Regions from separate parts of the Homo sapiens genome. Here regions 1 and 2 are each linked to region 3. The links are chromatin contacts, found by Hi-C or POLR2A ChIA-PET in ENCODE. All regions are on one chromosome and are shown on one strand. Each heading gives the region's core, a stretch centred on a gene start or an enhancer-like site at or near the end of the contact. The rest is flanking DNA. Distances are from core to core; before and after follow the strand shown. Region 1 holds the start of WNT4 (Wnt family member 4). Region 2 has its middle 20 kb from the start of HSPG2. Region 3 holds the start of LINC00339 (long intergenic non-protein coding RNA 339).

Evidence for each region. A loop is a pair of places that touch in the nucleus more often than their neighbours do. ChIA-PET counts read pairs that join two places held with the same protein, here RNA polymerase II (POLR2A). Pooled maps may share reads with other maps.
Region 1: a pooled map of gastrocnemius medialis shows a loop between it and region 3 (8-fold over the local background). The contact joins the promoter of WNT4 here to the promoter of LINC00339 in region 3. A Hi-C loop is called at or near these places in 10 of 50 pooled maps. POLR2A ChIA-PET finds 5 or more read pairs at or near these places in 3 of 52 experiments (Panc1, activated B cell and activated T-cell).
Region 2: a loop to region 3 is called in a pooled map, with 2.9 times the contacts of the local background. The contact joins the enhancer-like site here to the promoter of LINC00339 in region 3. A Hi-C loop is called at or near these places in 10 of 168 maps with a recorded cell type or tissue (CD4-positive, alpha-beta T cell, CD4-positive, alpha-beta memory T cell, CD8-positive, alpha-beta T cell and 4 more), 3 of 37 single-sample maps with no recorded cell type and 10 of 50 pooled maps. POLR2A ChIA-PET finds 5 or more read pairs at or near these places in 9 of 52 experiments (AG04450, CD4-positive, alpha-beta T cell, GM12878 and 6 more).

What each region holds. Positions count from the first base shown.
Region 1 is chr1:22,141,647-22,144,347 of GRCh38, forward strand. WNT4 (Wnt family member 4) reads right to left here and starts at 1,451. Exons shown (of 5, transcript NM_030761.5): 1 at 1,200-1,451. The coding sequence starts at 1,276. The region is part of intron 1 of LOC105376845 (a long non-coding RNA gene); the gene reads left to right. RefSeq lists silencers at 919-978, 1,541-1,870.
Region 2 is chr1:21,955,665-21,958,474 of GRCh38, forward strand. No RefSeq gene overlaps it. Among named protein-coding and RNA genes, the nearest start is that of HSPG2, 20 kb to the left of the region's middle. Within about 2 kb of position 1,312, at least 26 of the 41 ENCODE cell types and tissues checked have a DNase peak (open chromatin) inside an H3K27ac peak, as active enhancers do; they include CD4-positive, alpha-beta T cell, CD8-positive, alpha-beta T cell and mammary epithelial cell, where a contact is called at or near this core.
Region 3 is chr1:22,023,839-22,026,538 of GRCh38, forward strand. It overlaps LINC00339 (long intergenic non-protein coding RNA 339), which reads left to right and starts at 1,353. Exons shown (of 2, transcript NR_023918.2): 1 at 1,353-1,534. It overlaps LINC01635 (long intergenic non-protein coding RNA 1635), which reads right to left and starts at 2,210. Exons shown (of 3, transcript NR_110692.1): 1 at 2,126-2,210; 2 at 968-1,128; 3 at 156-607. RefSeq lists enhancers at 1,638-2,239, 1,851-1,960, 2,038-2,332.

The DNA of each region.
Region 1 (2,701 bases), core at 201-2,700, 120 kb after region 3:
ACCTCCGTCCCCCAAGCCCTGGGTGGCTCTGACCCCAACGAACACACTCCTTCCAGCCTGGAGGGCTCTGGCTGGCCACAATGACCTCATAGCAACAGCCATTGGACACTCGGGGCAATTTCATGGGAGATATTTGTTCTTTGGTCTTGATGCAGAGAGAATTTTTTCCTCTCTCCCTGTCTCCATGGAAACCCCAGCTACACTGTTGGCGATCCCCCTTCCCACCCCATGCTTTTCAGATCAATATTGGAGCTTGGCTCCCCACTGGCTGCCCACAGCGGATGGTGGCAGAGCTCTGGGCAGGAGGAACTGGGGCCAGGGTTAAGCGCGGGGCATGGGGAACTGTCCCTGAGCGGGGATGAAAGGAGCGCGGGTCCGCTTGCTCCCTGTCCACCCACTCACTGGAGCTCATCCCTTTAGTCTCCCTCCCTGCAGCAAACCTTCCGCCCCTACCCAGGGAGCGCCCTGAGCGCAGATCCAGTCAAGGAGAAACAGACAGGTCACCAGCGGTTACCACCCCTTCCTCCTTAGGCTAGACACGGGGAGCTGGGGGGCCGTTGTCTTCTTTAAGGTCTGGACGGAGTTTCTTCCTGCCCCGGGGAAAAACCAAGGCCCGGCCAGCGCCAGCGCCAGCCCCGGGCCCTGGGAGACCAGGCGTCCTGGTCCCTTCCTTCTGTCTCCGGCTCCCGCCCCCCAAGCAGAAACAGGTCCCTGCACGCCTCCAGCCCAGCCCGCAGCGCGGCGCAGCTCGGCGCAGCTCGGCGCTGGGAGCTCGCTCCGGACTTCTCGGGATTAACCTGCTATTATGTCCCGGAGCCCTTCCCTGCAATGGGCTTCCTCAGCGACCTGTCAGCCCGGCTGGACTGCAACCCGCGTCCGGCGCCCCTCCCGGGCCACCGCCCCGCGCTCGCACCCCTGGCGCCCTCGAGAGCCCCGAGCCGCCTACCGGTGCGGACGCCGCCACAGCCACCCCTGACGCCTCTGGGCAGGGAGCCGGACCCGGGCAGGAGGGGACCCCGGGTGTGCAGAGGGACGTTCGGGCCGTGGCGGCGGCAGCGGAGCGAGCGAGCCTCCGGTCCCGCGGCCGAGACACCTGCCGGGCTGCCCCGCGCCCGCTGCCCCGCGCCGCCTGGCACCGGCCGCTGCCCCCGGGGCCTGCCCCGCCCCGCCCCGCCCCGCTCGGCCCCGGCCAGACTTACAGCCAGTTGCTCGCGGCGGCTGAGAAGACGGCGAAGACGAGGAGGCGCAGCGAACGCAGGCACGAGCGGGGACTCATGGTGCCGCCGCGGGCGCCCGGCCCGGGGCAGCGGCTGCGGCCGCGGGGGGCCTCCCGTCGGGGCTGCAGGTGGGCGCCCGCGGGCGGGCCGGGGCGCGCGCGGCGGGGCTCTGCCTCCGTGTGCCTGCCGGCAGCCTGCCCGCTGCTGCGCCCGCTGCCCGGCGCGGACCAGACTGTCAGCGCCGCCCCAGAGCCGGGATGCGGCGGCGGCGGCGGCGGCGGCGGCGGCGGAGGCGGGCGGGCGGGCGGGCGGCCGGGGGGGCGGGCCGGGGGCGGGCCGAGGATGGGGTTACCTGGGCGGGCCCAGCGGCCCGGGACACCCCCCCGGGGGCGGGCCGGAGCGGCGGCGGCTGCCGCCTTAGCCCGCGGGACTGGGCTGCTCCCGGGGCCTCCCCGGCTGGGCGCTCCGGAGGACTTGGGGCCCGAGCCCGCTCCAGGCACGCCTGGCTGCGCGCCGCCGAGCCCGGCCCGGCTAGAGGCGCGGCGACCCAGCTGCCCGGCCGCCGCCCGGGCCTAGGGGACAGGCGGGCACAGCTCCCCCAACCCGCCGCTGCGGGCACTGCAGCGCGGCCCTCGCTGTCCCCCTACCCCCCCCACCGCCCCCCGCCGGCGCCTGGAGCCCAGACCCCGGTCCGACCGCGGCGGACCCACCGGAGCGCGGCTACCACTCGCGCGCACCCAGGCGCTGGCGCTCCGGGTGCCTGGGGCTGCACATCGGGGCGCTGGATGTCTCCCGACCGCCCCCCGCCCGGCCCCTCCCTGCCTCCTGGCCCCCGCGTCCTGCGGCCCAGCCCCTCCCTGGCGCTCACCTCCCTACAGCCTTCCGGGAGCTGGACGGGGCCTCCCCAGCTTTGGGCAGCTTGGGACAGTGGCCCGAGACTGTGGGAATCCGAAACCTCGCTTCTGGCTAGCCACAAGGTCTGGGCGCGCCCCAGGCAGCAGGGTCTTGACTCTGAGCCTCCGTTTTCTCATCCGGGAAGTGGGCTTAAGACGCTGTGATTGGGAGGACAGGAGGAGTTTAGGGAAGCTCTCTTGGCTCACTCACCAAGTCTTACTTTGCATTTGGTTTTCTATGTGCTTGTTCGATTTATCCTCCCATACTAGGCAGATTCAGCCTCTTGTTTGTTTTGGGCACAGGGCGGTGCCTGCCATGTTTGTGGAAGGAATAAATGAATGGAATGGAATGGGCTGCAACAGCCTGTGCTTGGCTAGTCCAGAGAGCTCAATTCCACATCACTGTAACCCCTAAGAATTGTCTGCCCAAGTCCACGCCACACCCTCTCAGGTCACTGATCTGATTCTGTGTGCTACTCATCCTCCAGGCTGCATCCCCCAGCTGCTCACAGGTAGAGGGACCTCTTATCTAAACAGTAAAACTAAGGCCCGGAAAGGGAGGCACCTGTCCCACCTCCCTAGGGGTTGGGA
Region 2 (2,810 bases), core at 62-2,561, 68 kb before region 3:
GGGAAGTGAGAGGCCCCTTTCCTGGTGGGGGAGGGGAAGTTCTGGCCTTCGATCCTGGGCTCTTAGGGCCCAGGCTGGAGTTAGGCTGGGCCGGCTGGAGTCCAGCTGACTCCAAGCCCGGGGCGCATGATGGGAAGGATATGGGGAAGAGGTCTGCCCCACCTCTTTCCTAGGCTCAACCCTGGGAAGCTGATATTTGTGAGGCATATATCATGTGCCATAGAACATGATATTGTGGGTCCCAGGCCCTTCTCAGCCTCCTTCCCTCCCATTTAATCCTCACAGCACCCCTAAGAGGTATTTTGTTTTCCAGATGAGGTAATCGAGGCTCAGAGAAGGCTAGAGACTTGCCCAAGCTTGCCCAGGAGGCTTGAGTGAGAACCTGGCCTTCTTAAGTGCAAAAGAGGGTAGGCTGTCCCTCCCACTCGGTGAGGACTCAGGAAGTGGCCCTGTGAACTGAGTAGCACTGGGAGGGGTCTAGTCTGGAGACCCAGGATGTTGGACAGCAACAGTCCCATCCCCCACTCGCCCCATTCTCCACTCCCCAGCCAAGCCCAGCTGCCCCCGCTTCCAGCGCTGCAGAGAAGATGCAGAGTCTCAGAAGGTCCTGGGTGGTGGGGTGCCCTGTCCTGCCATCTCCAGCCACAGTGGTACCCGCTGCCCCACCTGGCCCCTCTCCACCACCTCCAGCATTGGATCCTTGGCTTCATTGCCAAGGATAAACTGGCTGAAAAGTAGCTCTGCATCATCCGTTGCCCTCCCCCTGCACCCACCCCCAACCGGCTCTCCTCATTCTCACCTATCCCCCCTCCCACCCACCAAGGGCCACAGTCCCACCAACATCCTCTGCCCATCCTGTGCTCACCAAGAACACTAGGGGCCCTTCCCCAACCCCAAGCACAGAAGTTCCAAGGCATCTCATTCTCTGTGCTCCCCTGGGTAGGGGGAGCAGCTCCCTTCTCCAGAGACCTGAGGACCCTGACCCATTAGCACAGGTGCTGCCCATTAAGCCTTCACCTGCCGCTCAGCAGTTTCTCTCCTTCCCTGGGGCCTGAGAGAGTGGGAAGTGCCCCCTTATCCCTTCAGCCACATGGCTCTTATAAGCCCAGCTCAGCAGCCACATGTTTGTGACACCCAGGTCAGTTCAGGGGACAGCTAGAGCCAAGAGCCCTCCACCCTGCCCGAAGGGCATCTGTGTCCAGCCTCAGGCAACTGTTGGCACTGTGTCCTGAGCCTATACCTGGCCTTGAGCCAACTTGCCTGCCAGACTGGAAAATCTCTCCTGGGCCTGGACCTGGCCCTCCCCCGGCTGCAGCCTTATACCCACCAGAGCACAATGAGTCACGCGTCCTCCTCACCTAACACCCTCAAGGATATGGGGCCCCTGCTCACCCACTGCCAAAAACAGCACTTCCCCAAGTCCACATGTGGCAGGCACAAGCCAGGGCAGATCTGAGCTCAGGAGCACTGGGCAGGAGTGTCTTGGCAGGAGTCCCTGCCAGGGAGAGCTTCCCGCCCGCCAAGCTACCTGAGGGCTTTGCAGGTAGAGCAGCCAATCTGGGAGGCAGCAGGGCTCCCATCTTGATGGGGCCCGGGAAAGTCCCTGTAAGGAGGGTGCAGGAGGACGGTCACAGGCAGGCTTATGTACAACCTTGCTGAGAGAACAGCGCCCACGGAAGGTAGGACGGCAAGTAAGAGGCTTGTGCTGTGACCTGGGGCAAACAGGTGAACTTCTCCAAACCTCAATCTCCTGTTCTGTGAAGTGGAGGTGGGGAGGGGACTTCCGGAACACTGTTGACTTGACTGGCTCGCAATCACAGCGAGTGTTCACAACGTGCTCCCCGTGTCCCAGGCACACTTCCGAGTGCTTGATTACCTTACGAGTGGCTGCAGCCGTGTGCTGGCCCACAAGAGCCAACTGTTAAATGTTCTGAAATGTGGTGAATGGTTGTTAAAACACAGGTAGCTTGAAATCAGCCATAAGGAAAATATTTGGACGACAGGAATTGGCAGATATGACACATTAGGACTTGTTGCTGTTGTTGTTGTTGTTTTGAGACCGAGTCTCCCAGGCTGGAGTGCAGTGGTGCAATCTCGGCTCACTTCAGCCTTTCAACCTTCCTTCCCAGGTTCAAGTGATTCTCCTCCCTCAGCCTCCCGAGTAGCTGGGATTACAGGCACGTGCCACCACACCCAGCTAACTTTTGTATTTTTGGTAGAGATGGGGTTTCACCATGTTGACCAGGCTGGTCTTGAACTCGTGACCTCAAATGATCCGCCCGCCTCGGCCTCCCAAAGTGCTGGGTTTACAGGCATGAGCCACCGCGCCCAGCCCCTTTCCTTTAATCGTCAGATATAATGGCTCAAGTCTCCATCCCGCGGGCTGTGGGAAGTCCAGAGCCTTCCCTGCTATTTTTCAAGGAGCCCAGAAGGCTGTTATGGCCTTTTGTCACCCCTCACTCGGAATCTCTGCTTCTGGGTCAGTGTTCAGCCCCTCTTGCTGCCCCACCTTCTGTGACTGTCATGTTCTGTCAGCAAAGTCGCAGCCCCTGCCACACTGCTCTGTGACTGCTACTCCACAGGAGACCTTTCTCCAGCTTCTCTCTTCCGCCTGCCCCTGTTGCGTGGCTCCCACTGCCCCCGTAGTCCTCCCACCCTCTGGCTGCTGAGCCTGAAAAATGGATGGCTTTCAGCTGTTGACTAGAAAAGCCAATATTCCCTGTTCTTTCTTGTACCCAGCAGAGTGGCTCCTGGCAATCTTGATTCTCAGCTGGGGTGGGGGGTGGGGGGTTTCCTTGACAAATGAGCAG
Region 3 (2,700 bases), core at 103-2,602:
AAGATGAGCTTGTCAGATTGTCAGATTTGCAAAATAGCCAGAAGGTCAGTGTTCTTGGAGCAAACTGAGTGAGCAGGAGGGTGGGGAAAGATGAAGCACAAAGGCTGAATTTTACCTGGGATGATAAAATAATCTTACACAAGCCGAAACGTATATACTTTCACATAAATTTATGTGCCTATGAAATTGGAGTTGCTCTGGGACTCAAGCGGCATCCTTGCCCCAACCCCTGCTGTTTTCTGAAGCATTCCTAAGGAACCTTAGAGTGTGGGAGAGAGAAATAGCAGGAAGTCCTTAACCTAGTCCAACCCTTTTATTTTACAGTTAGGGAAACCTAAGCTGAGAGAGGAGATGGAAACCTGGTTGTAGGAGTGAGTGGGGAAGGGTTCACGGTCATTCTGGTAGGTAGGGGTAGGGCCAGAGCAAGGAGTCCTGGTTTGTGAACCACCAGCTGGCCGTCTAGGAGTTTACAGACCAGCAGTGGCAATGTTGACAAAGGGCATATCTTCCTTTCCCCAAGAACATTGGCTCTGGAGCAATAACCCAGCAATGGGGGCTTTGGGGTGTCCCTCTTAATCCGGTAGCTCAGCCCATTCGGATATGCCAGCTGGAAAGAGAGAGGGAGAAGTCAACTGAGTACCTCTCTCTAACAGCTCAATCCCTCCCCTTCAGGGTTAAGATCGGGGCTGCAGTGGTTAGCATCTCTGCTTCCTCTAGCCGGCTGTGTCATTGAACCTGTGTGATCAGACGCAAACCAGATCAGTATGACTTCAAAGCTTCATCTTTGAGATGGAGTCTTGCTCCCTCGTCCGGGCTGGAGTGCAATGGCGCAATCTCGGCTCACTGCAACCTCCGCCTCCCGGGTTCAAGCAATTCTCCTGTCTCAGTCTCCCGAGCAGCTGGGACTATAGGCGCCTGCCAGCACGCCCGGCTAATTTTTGTATTTTTAGTAAAGACTGAGTTTCACCTTGTTGGTCAAGCTGGTCTCGAACTCGTGACCTCAGGTGATCCACACGCCTCTGCCTCCTAAAGTGCTGGGATTACAGGCGTGAGCCACCGCGCACGGCTAAAGCTTCAGTTCTTAACCATCAGGCGACAGTGCGTAGTCTGGTAGCAACTGGAAAAGTCCTGCTGAGATTTAGCCTCCCATACACACAGAGTCCCACCCCGGACAGGCTGTATCAACCCCCCACGGCCATATGCCCACTGCTGTTTGCGTACAATGAGGCGGGACCTATAGACTGTATCCACTGACTCATCTGGAGTGATTCCGCGGGGCGCCAATACAAGGACCACTGTCTCCAAACAGCAGCCAGCCACCCCTCTCTCTTGGTTTCCTTCCTTTGAGTGGTGCAAAGGCTTAAGGGTGTAACCTCAGAATGGGGCCCTGAATCAGCTGTGGGCGAGCTCCTAGAGTATCTTAATTCCTGCTTCATCTCTTTCCATTTTGCAGTTGGGCAAACTGCGGCTCAGAAAGATAAAGAACTTCTCCGGAGCGAAAAAGCTGCTAAGAATGTATCCAAAACTCCGCACGGTAAGGACTGAGGACGGTCAAAAGACCACCAAGAGTTAAAACCATGAAGCTGCGTAGTACCGCGGAGGCTAGAGAGACCCGGCCCACCCCTTCCAACCTATGCCCCTCCTCTTAACTTCCGGGCGGGGCATGACTTCCGGTTCCCGCGCGGCGCTCCAAAGCTCGGGGAGTGGTGGTCTCCCTTTCCTGGAGTCATTTGTGGGAGTTAGGGTCTTATCCTGATCTTTCCTCGTCCCCCGCTCCCCCGTCCTCCGAGGTGGCAGCTGCGTAGGTGAACGTTCCCCCTGTCCCCTTCCTTCTCCTTCCTAACCCGAGTACGCTTGCTCGCGGCCACAGTGGCTGCCTGCCCCAGGAGCGGGGAGTCCCTGCCTTTGGGGTAGGGAAATGACTGAAATGTGGGACCTGCGGGCTCCTCGGGCTGACTTGGACCTCACTGCAGCTCTGGAGGTGGACCTCGTCCTGGGACCCTAGAAGCCCATTTCCGCACTCGGGCTAGGCCTTCGGAGCCGCGGCAGCATAGTGGGAGGAGTCGGGCTCAGCTCCCCCCCACCACAACCGGGATTATTTTTATCGGTTGAGTCATCGCACTACCTTTCATCCTTGTGGCTTTGGGCAAGTCCCCGCCCTCCGAGCCTCACTTTGCTTATCTGTGAATGGAAATAACAGTGCCTACCCCATGGGCTATCGGGAGGATCAGTTGTGAGGGAATGCAGTGTGGGGTGTCTGGCCGGCAGAATTCCACAAATGGTAGCAGCGGTTGATGTCACTGGAGGTTCCTGGGGCAGTAATTTATCAAGAGTTTATGATCCTGAACTAAGGATCATACGGAGGAGGATCTGTGTATAACGTTCGGCACAATGTTAGATAGGAAGTAAGGGCGCAGTGCACTGGAGTTATTTTTTCTTTTTTTTTTTTTTGAGACGGAGTCTCGCTCTGTCGCCCAGGCCGGAGTTGCAGTGCCGCGTTGTCGCCTCACTGCAACCTTCTCTGCCACATGGGTTCAAGCGATTCTCCTGCCTCAGCCACTCGAGTAACTGGGATTACAGTCGCACATCACCACGCCTGGCTAATGTTTTGCATTTTTAATAGAGACGGTTTCACCATGTTGGCCAGCCTGGTCTTGAACTCCTGATCTCAGGTGATCCACCCGCCTCGGCCTTCCAAAG